Regions from separate parts of the Homo sapiens genome. Here region 2 is linked to region 1. Evidence: chromatin loops called from intact Hi-C (ENCODE). Cell type or tissue: mammary epithelial cell. All regions are shown on one strand. Links, peaks and the distances in the headings refer to the core of each region. The heading gives the core; the rest is flanking DNA.

Region 1 (5,786 bases), core at 809-4,808:
GGGGCTCGTGGCCCCTTGCGGTTTGCAGATGACATCCAGAGGGTATGGTTTAGCCTGCATCTTTGTCCTCTGTAGCCCCTGCAGACCTATTTGTGGATCAAAGCTTTTGATCCGACTCACAAGGGATCCCATCAACAAGAAGCTTCTTGGTGGTGTGTCCTTTCACTGGGATGTCACTGTTGTCTCTTTGTCACTCGTTATGTATGTCACCACGCATTGAGGCACCCATGAACTCTATCCTTCAGGACAGCTGAGGTGGCATGAAGCTGCCATTTCTTGTTCTTTTTCTCCATCTGGTTCTTCTTCCTCTTCCTCCTCTTCCTCTTTCTTTCTCTTTTCTTTTCTTTTCTTTCTTTCTTTCCACCTCCTCCTCCTTTTTCTTCTTCTTTTCTTCCCTCCTCCTCCTCCTCCTCTCTCTTTTCCTTTCACTTTCAGATCTTGGCGAGACAAATGTTCTATGGAGACTGCTTCTTCTGCTCCTTGGTAATGGGGGATGTCCCTCTGCGTGCTAGGCAAGGAGAAAGCTTCACTTTTGTTCTGAAAGGAGCAGAGATGAAGGTCACATGTTCAGTTCCTCTGGTCCTCTAAAAAACCACCCATGTGTTACTTTTAAGTGAAATGTCATTCTGAATGCACTTCCTACCAGTACCTCACGATTCATCCTTCTACCTTGTTCTCCTTGAAGACGATCTAATAATGTAATCTTGGCCAGTAGGAGCCTCAGCAAGTTTTCCCCCATTTCCTCTCCTTCCAGTCAAGCCATGTGAACACAACTATCCGGATTTCAGTGTATACAGGCAGGCTGTCTCTGCCATGTGCCAGTTTACCCACTCTCACACAGGAAGGCACCCACAAACCATAGACACAGATACACATACACACACTCACTAGGGACCTCAGAAATGAAATCACAAACACACCCGCACACAGAGACACATGCAGACACACACAAACACACACATAGACACACAAACAAGAAACCTCACAGGGGCACAGGGGTGCAGGCCCAAGCATTCTCCCACACAGACACATACACACCACCACAGGCACGAGACTGCCTACAATTTCTCCCACACAGGTTCTAAATGTGCAAAGGGAACAGGAGACAGGGGAGAATTCCTGACTCCAGGCCTGGGCCATCATGCCATTGATTGATGGGCAACTCTCGCCTTCTCCTGAGAATCAATGTGGGAAGTCTGTTAACAGATAGGATCCAGCAGCTGGTGTAAAACTGGAGCATCCTGGGTCAAGCTGCTTAAAAAGGAACCTCACTTTGTGTTAGAGACAGAGAGAGTTCCCTTGGGAGCCTTGGCCCTGTGTGATGCCATAAGAATCTGTGGTGTGTGGTGGCATTCCCCAGCACCCCTGAGCCACCCTCCTCCCACCCCCATCTGTGTGAAACCCAGGACAGCCTGAGCAGAGTCAGACTTGAGCAAGTTGCTGAGTGTCCTCTCTGAGAGATACTCCTGCTTCAGGCCCTGTGGTTTCCAGTTGAGCAGTCCACCTATTTTGATGACCTCCATGTGTCAGCCCAAGGCGGTAAACTCTACCTGGAGCTCCAGGCTTTCGTAGGACCCCCAGTCCTGCAGCAGAACCTTGTGTAAGCCAGCTGGGTGACCAGCACCTTGTCCTGGGGCAGTAGCCCTATGATCCTAGTCCTCCTGTGGTGTCCCAGTAATGATCATGTTTTTTGTTGTTTACTTTCTGCACGGGCAAGAGCCATGAAACCTGCAGAGAGCCAAAGGAAGGGCAAAGGCTGGCTCCCTAAACAGGATTCCCACAGGATCTCCAGCCTACTGGTCCTGGTCCTTGGTCACACGGTCCCATGAGTTTGGTGATCAATCTGGGACCAGGTGACTGATTCCTTTCACTCCTCTGTCTTTTTTTTTGTTTCTCTTTCCTCTTTACCTTTTTTCACATGGGAAAAGGCGGAGGCCCTGGAGTTGAAGTGGCAGGGTTACAGTTGTAGTTGGCGTTTGTGGAGCCATACTGCCATCAAGCGGAAACTGTATCTAGAAACCGGAGGCAGCTGGGCACAAGTGCTGGGGAAACCCCACGAGCGCAAAAGAGATGGCGGCATGGAGCCCCCAGGCTGAAGCAGGACAAGAGAGGAACTCCAAGCTGGCCCTTGGCCTGTGCTCATTCCCAGGATGCCTCCCTGGTTCCACAGCTCTCTCCGAAAAAAAGGGCAGGTAGGGGCGACCCACCATGGGTTCCCCTGGTCATCTCCAGGTACTGCTGGTCCTGGGTTGCCACGTCTCCAGTATCCCGAAGCTCCTTTGTTCCCCGGGAGGATCGGGGCCCCCTTGCCAACACGTGGCTCCAGCCAAGGGAACCCCGGAACTCCCCACAAAAGACACCAGAGTAAACGGCCCCCGTCTCGGCCAGTGGCTTCGTTTATGTCCATCTCAACATGGCTGCCGGGCCAGCTCCGCCCTCTGGGCTGACTGGTCTTGGGGCTGCCTGGCTGTTCTGTCCTGGGGCCTCTAGAGTAGTTGCTTCTCCAAAGCGTCCCAATGCCAGGTACACTTCCTTCAAGGGCTCAGAACCCCGGTGGGGGAAACCCAGGCTTAGACATAGTCTAAGCACATCCTCGCTGATCTCTGTTCCTGGCAGAAGGCAGGTGTCCGTGCATCCTGTTGTGTTCAGAAACAACTTCCACTAGATGGCAATGTGGCTCCACAAACAGCAGTCTTGTCTTTCCCTTCCCCCATTTTCTTTCCCTCTTTCTGTTTTTGGTGCCAAAAACCAAAACAAACACCAAAAAAAAAAAAAAAAAAAAGAAACTGGCCTAGGAGCACCCATCTCACCTACAGCAGGGCTTCCCATCTATGTGGTCACTTTGGGGGAACCGGCAACAGTAGGATGGGGTAGGGGTGGGGGCCACAGGGAGCAGGGCAGCTTCCTGGCCCAACAGGCCTCTGTGCCCACGCGGTGCAGACCCGGGCTTGAGGGGCTGATGCTTTCTCCTGGCTGGTGGCTCTTCCTCTGTGAGGCCACAAGAGGCCACTCATAGTGCTGCCAGCTGTCCATCTGAGGCACTTTGCATTGCAGTTCGCTGTCAATCTCATTGCTCACTGATTCTTTGTGTACTTTTGGAGTTTTTCTCCCTTCACTTTTTTCTTCTTCATTCTCTTTACTTTTTCTCCACTTCTGCTCCAGGAGCAGACTGGAAGGCAGGGTCAGCTGGGCGCGGGGACACCGTTAGGGAAAACAGGCTTACTTTTCCTAAGGAAATTAGTAGGACTCTAGCTGACCCCTGCGAGGAGAAATTGGCGTTTCCCTCTCCTTTCTGCCCTGTCTCCATATTGCAGTGGGTGGCTGATTATCTCTTTTCCCTGGTGTCCAATTCCTCCCCGTTTTTCATCTTATTCTTTTTTGGGCGGTCCTTCCCTGCCTTGGCCTTGTAGCCTTGGGGCTTGGTAGCCCCTTGCAGTCAGCTGATGACATCTTCAGGGCAAGGTTCAGCCAGCACCTGTGTTCTCTGTAGCTTCTGCAGGCCTACTTGTGGATCAAAGCTTTTGATCTTACTCAGGAAATACCCCATCAACAAGACGCTTCCTGGTTGTGTGTCCTTTAAGCCGGATGTCAGAAGTGGCTCCGTGCCCCTCGTTGTATGTCACCACGCGTTGAGGCCCTCCTAAACTAGATCCTTCGGGACAGCTACAGTGGCATGGACCTCTCACTTCCTGTTCTCCTTCTGATTCTTCTTCCTCTTCCTCCTCCTACCCCTCTTCTTTAATTCTTCTCCTTCTCCTCCTTCTCCTCTTGCTCCTCCTCCTCCAACTCCTTCTTATCTTCCTACTCCTCCTTTTTCTTTTTCTTCTTTTTCCTCCTTCTACTCCTCCTCCCCCTCCCCCTGCACTTCCTTCTCCTTTGCCTCTTTTTCTTTTTTTGCTTTTGCTTCTGCTTCTGATTCTGCTTCTGTTTTTCCTTTCACTTGCGGATCTGGGTGGGCACGTGTTCTAGCAGACTGCTTCTTCTTTTGCTCCTTGGTGATGTGGGATGTCCCTCTGCAGAATTAGGCCTGGAGAAAGCTTCACATTCGTTCTTTAAGGAGCACAGATGAAGGTCATGAGTTTAGTCCCTCTGGTCCACCAAAAGGCTACCCACGTGTTACTTTTAAGTGAAATGTCATGGTGAACGCACCCTTTACCCAATACCTCATGGCTCATTGTTATTTCCCATTCTCCTTCTGGATGCTGTAAGTGTAATCCTGAGCCAGTAGGAGCCTTGGCAAGTTGTTTCCTAACTCCTTTTTTTCCAGTCAAGCCATGTGAACACATCAATCTGAATTTCAGTGTGTGCAGGCAGGGTGTCTCTGCCACGTGTTCATTTGCTCACATTTCAGTGTGTGCAGGCAGGGTGTCTCTGCCACGTGTTCATTTGCCCACTCTCACTCACACAGGGAGGCACACACAGACACACATGCAGGCACTTACAAGAGACCCCCAGAAGAAGAAATAAAATCACAAACACACACACAGAGATACATGCACACCCAGACAAAAACACGCTTACACATACCCACACAAACACACACATACACACACATAAAGTAAGCTCACAAAATCAAAGGGGTAGGGGCCCAAGCATTATGGGACACAAACACACATCGCCACAGGCATGCGACTGCCCACATTCTCTTCGACAGGGGTTCGAAATATGCAAAGGGGAAAGGGAGACAGAGGAGCATTCCTGCCTCCAGGCCTGAGTCATTATGCCATTTATTGGGCAACTAGGGCCTTCTCCTGAGAATGAATTCGGGAAGTCTGTTATCAGATAGGCTCAAGCAGCAGGCATGAAACTGGAGCATCCTGGGTCAAGCTGCTTAAAAAGGGCCCCCAAGCCTTGTCCCTGTGTGATGCCATGAGAAGCTGTGGTACTTGGTGGCCTTCCCCAGCCTCTCTGAGCCACCCTCCTCCCAACCCTACCTCTGTGAAAGCCGAGACAGCCTGAGCAGAGTCAGTCTTGAGTGAGTTGCTGAATGTCCCCGCTGAGGGAGACTCCTGCCTCAGGCCCTGTGGCTGCCTGTTGAGCTGTCTATCCGTTCTTCGGACCTCCATGTGCCATCCCAAGGTGGTAAACTCTAACTGCAACTCCAGGCTTTGGGAGGACCCCCAATTCTCCAGCAAAACCTTGTGTAAGCCAGCTGGGTGGCCACTGCCTTGTACTTGGGCGGCAGCCCTGTGATCCCAGTCCTTCTGCCGTTTTCCAGTAGCCATGATTATACGTCCTTTCTCTTTTACTTTCTACACCAGCGAAAGCGATGAAACCTGGAGAGGTCCAAAGGAAAGTCAAAGGCTTGCTGCCTCCACAGCGTTCCGACAAGGTCTCCAGCCTACTGATCCTTGATCCTAGGGTCCCCTTAAGAGGTGAAAGTCTGATGGCAGCCCTGGCAGCCCTCGCTCGCTCTCGGCGCCCCCTCGGCATTGGCGTCCACTCTGGCCGCCCTTGAGGAGCCCCTCAGCCCGCCGCTACACTGTGGGAGCCCCTGTCTCCACTGGCCAAGGTCGGAGCCGGCTCCCTCAGCTTGCGGGGAGGTGTGGAGGGAGAGCCGCGGGCGGTAACACGAGCTACTCGCCGCGCTTGCGGGCCACCGGGAGTTGCCGGTCGGCATGAGCTCGGCGGGCCCCGCACTCCGAGCAGCCAGTTGGACCTGCCTGCCCAGGGCAGTGAGGGGCTTAGCAACTGGGCCAGCAGCTACTGTGCTCCACTTCTCGCCTATCTCTTCTCCTTAACTTTCTTTTATAATTATGTTTTCTCCTTCCTCTTTGCTTTTTTCA
Region 2 (5,786 bases), core at 807-4,806, 810 kb after region 1:
GGGAAGCCCATCAGACTAACAGCTGATCTCTCGGCAGAAACCCTACAAGCCAGAAGAGAGTGGAGGCCAATATTCAACATTCTTAAAGAAAAGAATTTTCAAACCAGAATTCCATATCCAGGCAAGCTATGCTTCATAAGCGAAGGAGAAATAAAATTCTTTACATACAAGCAAATGTTGAGCCATTTTGTCACCAGCAGGCCTGCCTTACTAGAGTTCCTGAAGGAAGCACTAAACATGGAAAGGAACAACTGGTACCAGCCACTGCAAAAACATACCAAATTGTAAAGACCATCAACACTATGAAGAAATTGTATCAACTAATGGGAAAAATAACCAGCTAGCATCATAATGACAGGATCAAATTCACACATAACAATATTAACCTTAAATGTAAATGGGCTAAATGCCCCAATTAAAAGACACAGACTGGCAAATTGAATAAAGATTCAACATCCATCAGTGTGCTGTATTCAGGAGACCCATCTCATGTGCAAAGACACACATAGGCTCAAAATAAAGGGATGGAGGAATATTTATCAAGCATTGGAAAGCAAAATAAATAAATAAATAAATAAATAAATAAGTAGCAGGGGTTGCAATCCTACTCTCTGATAAAACAGACTTTAAACCAACAAAGAAAAAAAAAAGAAGAGCATTTCATAATGATAAATGAATCAATGCAACAAGAAGAGCTAACTATCCTAAATATATATGCACCCAATACAGGAGCACCCAGATTCATAAAGCAAATTCTTAAAGACCTGCAAAGAGACTTTGTAGACTCTCACACAGTAATAGTGGGAGATTGTATCACCCCACTGTCAATATTAGACAGATCACCAAGACAGAAAAATAACAAGGATATTCAGGACTTAAACTCAGCTCTGGACCAAGCTGACATAATAGACATCTACAGAACTCTCCACCACAAATCAACAGAATATACATTCTTCTCAAAACCACATACCACTTATTCTAAAATTGACCACAGATTGGAAGTAAGACATTCCTCAGCAAGTGCAAAAGTACAGAAATTATAACAGTCTCTCAGACCACAGTGCAATCAAGCTAGAACTCAGGATTAAGAAACTCATTCAAAATCACACAACTATATGGAAACTGAACAACCTGCTCCTGAATGACTACTGGGTAAATAACGAAATTAAGCCAGAAATAATAAGTTCTTTGAAACCAATGAGAACAAAGACACAATGTGCCAGAATCTCTGGGACACGGCTAAAACAGTGTTTAGAGGGAAATTTATAGCACTAAAACCCCATAGGAGAAAGCAGGAAATATCTACAATCAACACCTTAACATCACAATTAAAAGATTTAGAGAAGGAAGAGCAAACAAATTCAAAAGCTAACCGTAGTCAAGAAATAACTAAGATCAGAGTAGAACTGAAGGAGCTACAGACATGAAAAACCCTTCAAAAAATCAATGAATCCAGGAGCTGGTTTTTTGAAAAGACTAACAAAATTGATAGATTGCTAGCCAGACTAATAAAGAAGAAAAGAAAGAAGAATGAAATAGACACAATGAGAAATGATAAAGTAGATATCACTGCTGATCCTGCAGAAAGACAAACTACCATCAGAGAATACTATAAACACCTCTATGCAAATAAACTAGAAAATCTAAAAGAAATTGCTAAATTCCTGGACACATACACCCTCCCAAGACTAAATCAGGAAAAAGTTGAATCTCTGAATAGACCAATAACAAGTTCTGAAATTTAGGCAGTAATTAATAGCCTACCAACCAAAAAAAGCCCAGGACCAGATGGATTCACAGCCAAATTCTACCAGAGGTACAAAGGGGAGATGGTACCATTCCTTCTGAAACTATTCTAAACAACAGAAAAAGGACTCCTCTCTAACTCATTTTATGAGGCCAGCATCATCCAGATACCAAAACCTGGCAGAGACACAACAAAACAATACAATTTTAGGCCAATATACCTGATGAACATCTATGGGAAAATCCTCAGTAAAATACTGGCAGACCAAATCCAGCAGCACATCAGAAAGCTTATCCACCACGAACAAGTTGGCTTCATCCCTGGGATGCAAGGCTGGTTCAACATATGCAAATCAATAAACATAATCCATCGCATAAACAGAACCAATAACAAAAACCACATGATTACTTCAATAGATGCAGAAAAGGCCTGGGATAAAATTCAACTCCCCTTCATGCTAAAAACTCTAAATAAATTAGGTATTGATGGAACATATCTCAAAATAATAAGAGCTATTTATGACAAACCCACAGCCAATATCATACTGAATGGGCAAAAGCTGGAAGCATTCCCTTTGAAAACGGGTACGAGACAAGGATGCCCTCTCTCACCACTCCTATTCAACATAATATTGGAAGTTCTGGCCAGGGCATTCAGTCAAGAGAAAGAAATAAAGGGTATTCAAATAGGAAGAGAGGAAGTCAAATTGTCTCTGTTTGTAGATGACATGATTGTATATTTAGAAAACCCCATCATCTCAGCCCAAAATTTCCTTAAGCTGATAAGCAACTTCGGCAAAGTCTCAGGATACAAAATCAGTGTGCAAAAATCACAAGCATTCCTATACACCAATAATAGACAGAGAGCCAAGTTATGATTGAACTCCCACTCACAATTGCTACAAAGAGAATAAGATACCTAGAAATACAACTTACAAGGGATGTGAAGGACCTCTTGGAGGAGAACTACAAACCACTGCTCAATGAAATAAGAGAGGATACAATCAAATGGGAAAACATTCCATGGTCATGGATAGGAAGAATCCATATGGTGAAAATGTCCATACTGCTCTCCAGAGTAATTTATAGATTCAGTGCTATCCTCATCAAGTTACCACTGACTTTCTTCATAGAATTGGAAACAATCACTTTGAATTTCATATGGAAACAAAAAAGAGCCTGTATATCCAAGATAATCCTAAGCAAAAAGAACAAGGCTTCAGACAAATTTTGCCATTAAGTATGTGTGGTGATTTCCTGGATGTCAGGGCTGAGCAAGGAAAAAGTCATGACCAGGAGATGGCAGTAGCACACAACGTGGTTTATTTGGGTGGCCCTTTGAAAGGTTTTAGGAGAGGGGAACTTCCCTCAAAGCAGGAGACCTTCCAGAGAGAGGCAGCAGCAAGAGGCCACCACCCAGAAGAGGAAGAGTTCAAGGCAACTTCCAGTGAAGAGAAGAATTGGACAGGAGACTTACGTGTCTATGGGATGTTACTCAGCAGCCTGGTGTGGAGTCTCTGGGTCAGAGAGCTCCCATGGGCATCAGAGGCTTGAGGCTTTTTTCCAGCCCCAGAGTATGTCCTATCTACAGCTAGCAGATGGTGTGTCTGGTTTTACAGAGGGTGCAATGTGGGTGGGTTCTAAATGGCTAAAAATGTGCTTATTGAGGGCCATATTTAAAGCAATTGGATGTGTAAACATTTGATTTGAGTTCCAATGAGCTTTGAGCTAATGGTCTTAGCCATCTCTGAATATAGGTGACAAGATACATGGCACAATCTAAAGATATTAAACCCACTTATATAACAGTCCATGCCTTGGCCCCATGTTATTCTACAATCTAAGTTGTATGCTATTTCACGGCGTTTGAGTTGGGAGCCAGCGATGAAGCGTCCCCAAGACCCAGAATGCTATAAGGCTACAAATTAGGATTTTAAAGCCAGTTCTCAGCCAGTCTGCCCACTTGGGCAGCCAGTAGAATAGATTAGAAAAGGAGACAATTTTGATTTGATCAATCCGTTTAGTCAACAGAGTGGCATTTATATCCCCTTTCCTACATGACCCCAGCTATCTGTAAAACTTGGTATTATCTACACACATGCAGGAAGATAATTTTAGCAAGCATACAGCCCTCGTGCCCTCCAACCCCTCCAGCAGCCAAATACCTGACCTAGGGCTATGCAGTTATCTCACACCATAGCCCCTAAAGTACAGTGAGATTCAGCAAAGAGTTTTGGTCCTTGGGCTGTTTATCTAATTTGTGTGGGTAATTCCTTCAACATGGCTATCTGTGTTTCTCTTAATTGTGGTGTGCTGTTCCACACACATGCTGTTCCTACTGCCTCCAAAATTAGTGATCCTAGGGAAGTTAGTACCATGAAGAACTATTTGGAAAGCTCATTTGTGACATTGGGGAGTTGCAGCTAATGTGGTTTGGTGGCGGCAAGTACTTGGCGGAGGGGGTTCCACTGTTGAATAAAATTCTACTGGAATTTTGCACCAATCCCAAGTGCAGGAAATATTCTTCAGGGTTGGATGAGGAGAAGATTGTGATAGGGAAGCCATCTGATTCCTTTACAGGACCACCAGGCTCCCTGGCTGCCTGTATTCTCTGTGTTCCACTGAAGGGAAGTTCACATGGCTTCGTGAAGTTCCAGAAGTTCCAGGTTGTGTTAATAGGAGCAGAAAATGGTATAGTCAAACAAGCTTGTGTTATCCACCTTGCATTCAGCACCTGGGTTAACTAAATTTGTCGTGGGCTCAGCCCACCATTGTCTATACATTTATGTGAGATAAGCCTCTGGATAAGGTTGTTGAATGTCAATGGTTAGGGGAATCGGCTCATCTAAATAAGTGAGGTATATGATGCAGCGTTGCCAGGAAAGAAGTATTACACTATGTTTTCTAAAATCAGGTTGGCAGAAGCAAACCCTGCATTAGGTTAGATTTACCATCTTATATGTTGCTGTGGCTAAGGCTATAGGCACGTTTGGTGTAGTCGGCAATTGCATGTTCCTCCTTGCTGTGACTGTTGTGTGTTGTGCTTGAGTTTCCTGTTGATTGCCAATAATAAATAGTATTGATGTGTTCCCATGAGTGTGGGATAGGTTTTGTAGGTGCTCTTGGCAGTCCAAGAAGAACGTTGTTAGTCTAACCACACAACAAATTAGATCCTGAATTATGAGGCACTTGCATATGAGTGAACAAAACAGGTGAACCAAGTATTTTTTTAAAAATAGACATCGGCCGGGCACGGTGGCTCACCCCTGTAATCCCAGCACTTTGGGAGGCCGAGGCAGGCAGATGATGAGGTCAGGAGTTCCAGACCAGCCTTGCCAATATGGTGAAACCCTGTCTCTATTAAAAATATATAAAAAAAAATTAGCCAGGTGTGGTGGCATGCTCCTGTAGTCCCAGCTACTTGGGAGGCTGAGGCAGGAGAATCACTTGAACCCAGGAAGCAGAGGTTTCAGTGAGCCGAGATCGCGCCACTGCACTCCAGCCTGGGTGACAGATCAAGACTCTGTCTCAAAAAAGAAAAAAAAATATATCAATTGTATCAAGGCATAGGTCCCTTTTATGTTCCCTTGTATTGCAACATTATTGTGTTTCAGTGGGGGACCAAATACTTTATGGACTCCATTTTAGGGGAAACTTTCATGGGGAAGAGGTTTGTATACCTTTAATAACCTCAGGAGTGGCCCCTTGGGAGGTGGCAGTGTGACTACACCAATAAATTTCCTCCCAAGTACTCATGGACATAAAGTGTCTACTGAGACACTGGAGACTACTAGAGGGGGACGGGGGAGGGGAGCAAGGGTTGAAAAACAAACTGTTGGGTACTATGCTCAATACCTGGGTGATGGGATCATTTGTACCCCAAACCTCAGCAACATGCAATATACCCAGGTAACAAACCTGCACATGTGCCCAATGAATCTAAAATGAAAGTTGAAAAAGAAATGAAAAGACATACAAATGTTTTAATAAAGATGAAAAACATTCCTCCCAAGTTAGTTTCACTACAGGTCTTCTCAGTA

Evidence for each region. Hi-C counts contacts between places; a loop is a spot of excess contacts. Peaks named below come from ENCODE experiments on the same cell type or tissue, not always from the same donor. Only the 100,000 strongest peaks of a DNase experiment are listed, where the experiment ranks them.
Region 2: a loop joins it to region 1, with 6 times the contacts of the local background. A loop is called at or near these places in 1 of 110 quality-filtered maps.

Annotation. Positions count from the first base shown.
Region 1 is chrX:56,761,941-56,767,726 of GRCh38, forward strand. The region is part of intron 2 of NBDY (negative regulator of P-body association); the gene reads left to right. Among named protein-coding and RNA genes, the nearest start is that of NBDY, 36 kb to the left of the region's middle. RefSeq lists enhancers at 1,667-1,716, 1,737-1,856, 1,820-2,321, 2,317-2,676, 5,160-5,389 and 1 more. In mammary epithelial cell, for the core only: CTCF peaks have their summits at 2,002 (motif pointing left) and 2,661 (motif pointing right); DNase peaks (open chromatin) are centred at 1,911 and 2,651; H3K4me3 peaks cover 686 bases; H3K27ac peaks cover 654 bases.
Region 2 is chrX:57,570,903-57,576,688 of GRCh38, forward strand. No RefSeq gene overlaps it. Among named protein-coding and RNA genes, the nearest start is that of ZXDB, 18 kb to the right of the region's middle. In mammary epithelial cell, for the core only: a CTCF peak has its summit at 3,046 (motif pointing right); no DNase peak of the experiment used is centred there.